Regions from separate parts of the Homo sapiens genome. Here region 2 is linked to region 1. The links are chromatin loops, found by intact Hi-C in ENCODE. Cell type or tissue: heart right ventricle. All regions are shown on one strand. Each heading gives the region's core, and the rest is flanking DNA. Links, peaks and the distances in the headings are about the cores only. Region 1 overlaps BPTF (bromodomain PHD finger transcription factor). Region 2 has its middle 25 kb from the start of BPTF.

Evidence for each region. A loop is a pair of places that touch in the nucleus more often than their neighbours do. Peaks named below come from ENCODE experiments on the same cell type or tissue, not always from the same donor. Only the 100,000 strongest peaks of a DNase experiment are listed, where the experiment ranks them.
Region 2: it touches region 1 in a loop (2.4-fold over the local background); 4 of 110 quality-filtered maps call a loop at or near these places.

Annotation. Positions count from the first base shown.
Region 1 is chr17:67,913,727-67,916,539 of GRCh38, forward strand. The region is part of intron 11 of BPTF (bromodomain PHD finger transcription factor); the gene reads left to right. Among named protein-coding and RNA genes, the nearest start is that of C17orf58, 81 kb to the right of the region's middle. In heart right ventricle, for the core only: no CTCF peak of the experiment used is centred there; no DNase peak of the experiment used is centred there; H3K27ac peaks cover 380 bases.
Region 2 is chr17:67,798,738-67,801,550 of GRCh38, forward strand. No RefSeq gene overlaps it. Among named protein-coding and RNA genes, the nearest start is that of BPTF, 25 kb to the right of the region's middle. In heart right ventricle, for the core only: a CTCF peak has its summit at 1,841 (motif pointing right); a DNase peak (open chromatin) is centred at 1,854.

The sequences.
Region 1 (2,813 bases), core at 62-2,561:
TTAAACCCAGAAATAGTCCTAATTTAAAATTTTCTGGGCACTTTAGGTTTAGGGGATGCGTCCTAAATAGATAGTGTTGGTAGTTGTAAAATCATGTAGTTTTATGTTGGGAAGGCACCTTAGAAATTCTTATCTTTTGTAAATGTACAGTAATTTGCCTGTGGCTACAGAGACACAGGAATAGTGCCCGGTTTTCCTAAATCCCAGTCTAGTACTTTATTTGCTGTATCACATTTCACTTATGTGTCCTTGCTTTCTCCTTTTTCATGTCCTTGTCTTTATCTTTTCACCCCTGTAATTGAGAAGGATGGAACATAAACACTGAAAACATGAGAGTTCTGGGAACATCTTTAGAAATCAGAATCAGTCATAGTTGCAGTTAGATTTTGCTAGGACCCTCAAATTATTTCAGCGAGTTACTGAGCCGTTTTCATTTCCCCTTAGGCTTCGTTTTTGTGTGTCTTTTAATATTTTTCCAATTTCTTTAAAAATCACACTTTTTTGGTTTCCTTTATATTAATTACAATCAGCTAGAAAAAAAAGTAAGTACTCTCTATAAAGGAATTCATTTATTAATACAACCAGTCATAGTTTGTTTGACCAAGTTTTTTATAACTCATCTTTTGATTTGAAATAAAATATCATCACTCCATTACACATTCAATAGAGACAGCTGAAAAGTACAATTTCTCTGCAGGGCCTGCAATGAAGGATTTGCAGAATCCTGCAGGGAATCAAGGAACTCTTCATTACAATTCATGGATTTATAGGATTACTCTGCACTTTTCTGCTTTCTTCATTGAGAGCGGTCCCAAAATGTATCCTTGACTGTCCTGCAGGTAACTTCTTTCCCACTGGAAAAGTTACTATGTACAAATACTTTAATTAAAGTGACCTGGCAGTTGTGGAGGCCGACCTTTCTGCTCTTTGTATTCTAAAATGGAGGGTAGGCTCAACTGGGAAGCACTCTTCTCTGAACTCTCCAGGAGAGTTAGGCACTGGTCCCAATCAAGTGTTGCTCGGGGCCCTGTTCTGCACAGCTGAATTTCTGGAGCTGAATTTCATGTCTTAGTATGCACTATGGTACAGTTTATATTACTTGATTTCACATTTTTTAATGGGAGGAAATACCTTCCATTAAACATTCATTTTAAACTGATACAGCCTTCAAATGTATGCTAACGTCTTAATTTGCCAAAACATATTTGAGAGAAGCATAATCCTTTCTGTCTAATGGAGGCATGGGTAAATATGTAAATTGATCATGACTTTAGAATGCATTTTTTAAAAGCATATTGCTATAAAAAGCCATGCACGTGAAATGCATTTTTATACTAACACTAGAATAGAATACATCTGATGGTTAGGAGTTAAGAATGCCAAAGATGCATGTATGATCTTTGTTATTAATGTTAAGGCTGAGCAATATTGGAAAACTTGTCTCATACACTCAATAGGGCCTCTTTTTCCCTCCACACCATCCATTCCCTTATGCCCATCCTCCCAGGCCCTGATTCTGTGCTTCATTTTCACATTGAACTGATAGTTGTCCTCCACAGTGCTGCCAGAAAGATTCTCCTAAAATGCCCCTCTATCCTGTGAATAGTCTGACTGAGCTAAGGGACTTGGTAACTACTGCAGCAAGGAGCGGGGAAAGCATTTGTCACCTGTAGATCACATTCATGGAAAGTACTTCCCTTTACAACCCATCCAGTACTGGATAAATCTCAGAGGACTTAATATACATACCCTTTAATGCTCTTCTTTAATCTTTTATTTTGGTACAGCGCATTCTGGCTTCTGCCTTTTTCTCTCATGCCACCTTCATCTCTTTCTGTACCTCTACACCCCTTCCCTCCAGTCATAAAACACTGGATGTGGTTTCTGGGAAGAAATGTGTACTCCTGCACACTGTTCTGTTTAGCATATGTGTGCCCCTTGCCTTTGATCAGCAACCCCCATACTCTTAACTTGTCCTTTGAGACTCCAGCAAAGCTCTGATCCTCATTCCCGAGCCAACTCAGATGTCCCTCCCTTGTCCTTTCCTCTCTTACAGCTCCTTGAGAACACAGACAGATTCTAGTTTACCTCTGTGTCCCCAGCTCCTTTCACATAGTCTAACACATAGAAGATGCTCAAGTATTTTTTGAATGAATGCTTGAATGAGCAGACTTACCGTGCATGTGGTGTGTTCCTCCCTGGTGTTATTTCCATTTTAAAATAAGGATACTTTAAAGTCATTGTTTGACCACAGAGAATGAGGACAAACTTTTCCTTGCAAATAAATATTTATTTGCTTTCTCCTGTGACACTAAAGATCTCTAGGAATTACTATGGGGTATGGTCTGAAAGTGACAGACACTTTCCCCCTCTTGGGACATCCCTGCACTAGTTAACATTTCCCCTCTGATTTCCCCTTGACCTGCTCTGTCCAGGTCAGAGGATTCATAGTGCGATAACACAGTGGAGAAAGTAATGGTGTCACAAGTGGATATGGGAAGTTAAGAAGCTGCAGCAACTTTTTGGCTAGAGCTTTCTCTTTCACAGTGTTCATTTTTCCAACTGAATGCTGTCAATAGAAAGCATTGTCTTTCAGGTGGGCTCACGCCTCCCAGCACTTTGGGAGGCCGAGGCAGGTGGATCACCTGAGGTCAGGAGTTCGAGACCAGCCTGGCCAAAGTGGTGAAACCCCGTCTTTACTAAATATACAAAAATGAGCCCGGCGTGGTGGCGGGCGCCTGTAATCCCAGCTACTCAGGAGACTGAGGCAGGAGAATCACTTGAACCCGGGAGGCGGAGGTTGCAGTGAGCCG
Region 2 (2,813 bases), core at 313-2,812, 110 kb before region 1:
ATGAATTTGGGAGACAATCTCTAGACCACAGGGCCACCAAAAGTTCCATGGGCCCATGTTTAGGATTTTGAAGGACGCCCAGTGGCATACTGAGTAGTGTCCTCCCCAGTCCCAGCACTGATGCGCAGTTTCCTACTGCCAGGACATTGATGGCTATACTGGTGGAGGAGGAACCTGTGCATTTTTCTTATTTTTTTATTTTTTAGATGGAGTCTCACTCTGTTGCCAGGCTGGAGTGCAGTGGCGCGATCTTGGCTCACTGCAACCTCTGCCTCCCAGGTTCAAGCAATTCTCTTGCCTCAGCCTCCTGAGTAGCTGGGTCTACAGGTGCATGCCACCATGCCCAGCTAATTTTTGTATTTTTAGTAGGGACAGGGTTTCACCATGTTGGTCAGGCTGGTCTCGATCTCTTGACCTCGTGATCTGCCTGCCTTGGCCTCCCAAAGTGCTGGGATTACAGGTGTGAGCCACCGCACCCAGCCGATCCTGTGCATTTTTTTAGCTTTGAGCAGGCTTGGATCTCAGCCAACTGGATGATGGCCTTGCAGAACTGTTTAGACTCACAGCAACAGAGCCGGCATGCCTGCAGAGTTCCCAGGCCACGGTGCTTTGGATGCGGGACTTCTCTGCCATCCCCTGCCATTGTGGTCTTGCTGGCAGGATATCTACCAAACAGTTTAGGCTGCTCAGCTCACAAATACGGGAAGCAAACTCTTTGAAGACTGCGAGGAGGCATGAGCTGAACCAAGTGTGCTCCAAGCACTCCTAGCTGTCAGGTAATGGGGAATGCCCCCCTTGAAGGCCACTTAGATCACTAGCAATGCTGTCTTCTTCACCATGAGGTCACTGACGTTAATCATCCAGTTTTCTTGCTGTGGAGTCACAGGAGAGTAAGTCATTTAGGCTGAAGACTTTTTTGTGTGTCCTTCTCCTGCCAGCTTGAGAAAGCTAGGGACTTCTTTTTTGTTTTTTGAGGCGGACTCTCGCTCTGTCGCCCAGGCTGGAGTGCAGTGGCGTGATCTCAGCTCACTGCAAGCTCTGCCTCCCGGGTTCACGCCATTCTCCTGCCTCAGCCTCCCAAGTAGCTGGGACTACAGGCGCTCGCCACCACGCCCGGCTAATTTTTGTACTTTTAATAGAGACAGGGTTTCACCATGTTAGCCAGGATGGTCTCAATCTCCTGACCTCGTGATCCGCCCGCCTCTGCCTCCCAAAGTGCTGGGATTACAGGCGTGAGCCACTGCTCCCCGGCCAGGCTGGGGACTTCTTGATACAAGCTGGATGAGCTTGCCTTGAGGATATGAGGCTAGGCTGACTTTAGGGAAGTCAGTTTTTGGAAAGAGTTCTCAATCTCTGAAACAAAGCACACAGTGAAGCTGGTAGCAAAGAAATCCATTTTTGTTTGTTTTTTTTTTAGAGACATCGTCTCATTCTGTCACCCGGGCTGGAATACAGTGCTTGATCATAGCTCAGTATAACCCTGAAGTCCTGGGCTCAAGTGATCCTCCTCCTTCAGCCTCCCCAGTAGCTGGGACCACAGGTGTGCACCACCACGTCCAGCTAATTTTTTTATTTCTATAGAAACAGGGTCTCGCTGTGTTGCTCAGGCTGGCCTCAAACTCCTGGGCTCAAGTGATCCTCCCGCCTTGGCCTCCCAAAGTGCTGGGATTACAGGCATGCGCCATTGCACCCGGCGAATCCTAGATTCTAGAATTGCTTGGGGTAAGGGGTCTCCTAATCCAGGAACCCAGACCCTTTGCTCTGCTTGAGAACGCACTGTCTGAACTGAACATAACCCACGTCAGTCCGGCTCACAAAACTACACTTATGGGGATTGGCCTGGAGGTGGCGCCCCTGTTGTTGGTCTAGAAATGCTGGCCAGAGGCTCAGGCCAGTCTGGCAAATGGATAAGAACATCACCCAATGGAAGAGGATGTCACAGCTCAGAAGGCTGGGCTGCACGCTTTATCAGCCCCTGGAAGAGAGCAGGGGCACTGCCCAAGCCTGAAAACATTGCACTTCCTTAAACTGCTCAACACTTATCTTGACATCTGTGGGTTTTTTTGTTTGTTTGTTTTTTGTTTTTAGATATGTCTCACTCTGTCACCCAGGCTGGAATACAGTGGCACGATCTCTGTTCACTGCAACCTCCACCTCCTGGGTTCAATCGATTCTCCTGTCTTGGCCTCCCAAGTAGCTGGGATTACAGGCATCCACCACCATGCCCGGCTAATTTTTGTATTTTTAGTAGAGACGGGGTTTCACCATGTTGGCCAGGCTGGGCTCGAACTCCTGACCTCAAATGATCCACCTGCCTCGGCCTCCCAAAGTGCTGGGATTACAGGCGTGAGCCACCATGCCCAGCCTTGACATCTGTTTTTAACTTCCATTCCCAGGTCCAGAGTGATCTGGGTTTTAAATATTACACCTTGATGTCTTAATAAAACTTCCAAATCCAGCCTTCCCAAAAAATTATTCCATGACACAGCTTAAACACTCTTCTGATCAAAATGTACTGAGTGTTTTTTAGGGCAAAGATACATGTGACATCTTTGGTGGGTTGGTTTGTTTGAGGCAGGATCTCTGTTACCAAGGCTGGAGTGCAGTGGTGCAATCTAGGCTCACTGCAACCTCTGCCTCCTGGGCCCGAACCATCCTCCCACCTCAGCTTCCCAAGCAACTGGGACTACAGGTGCGTGCCTGGCTAATTTTTGTATTTTTTGTAGAGACGGGATTTTACCATATTGCCCAGGCTGGTCTCGACCTCCTGGTCTCAAGTGATCCACCCGCCTTGGCCTCCCAAAGAGTTGGGC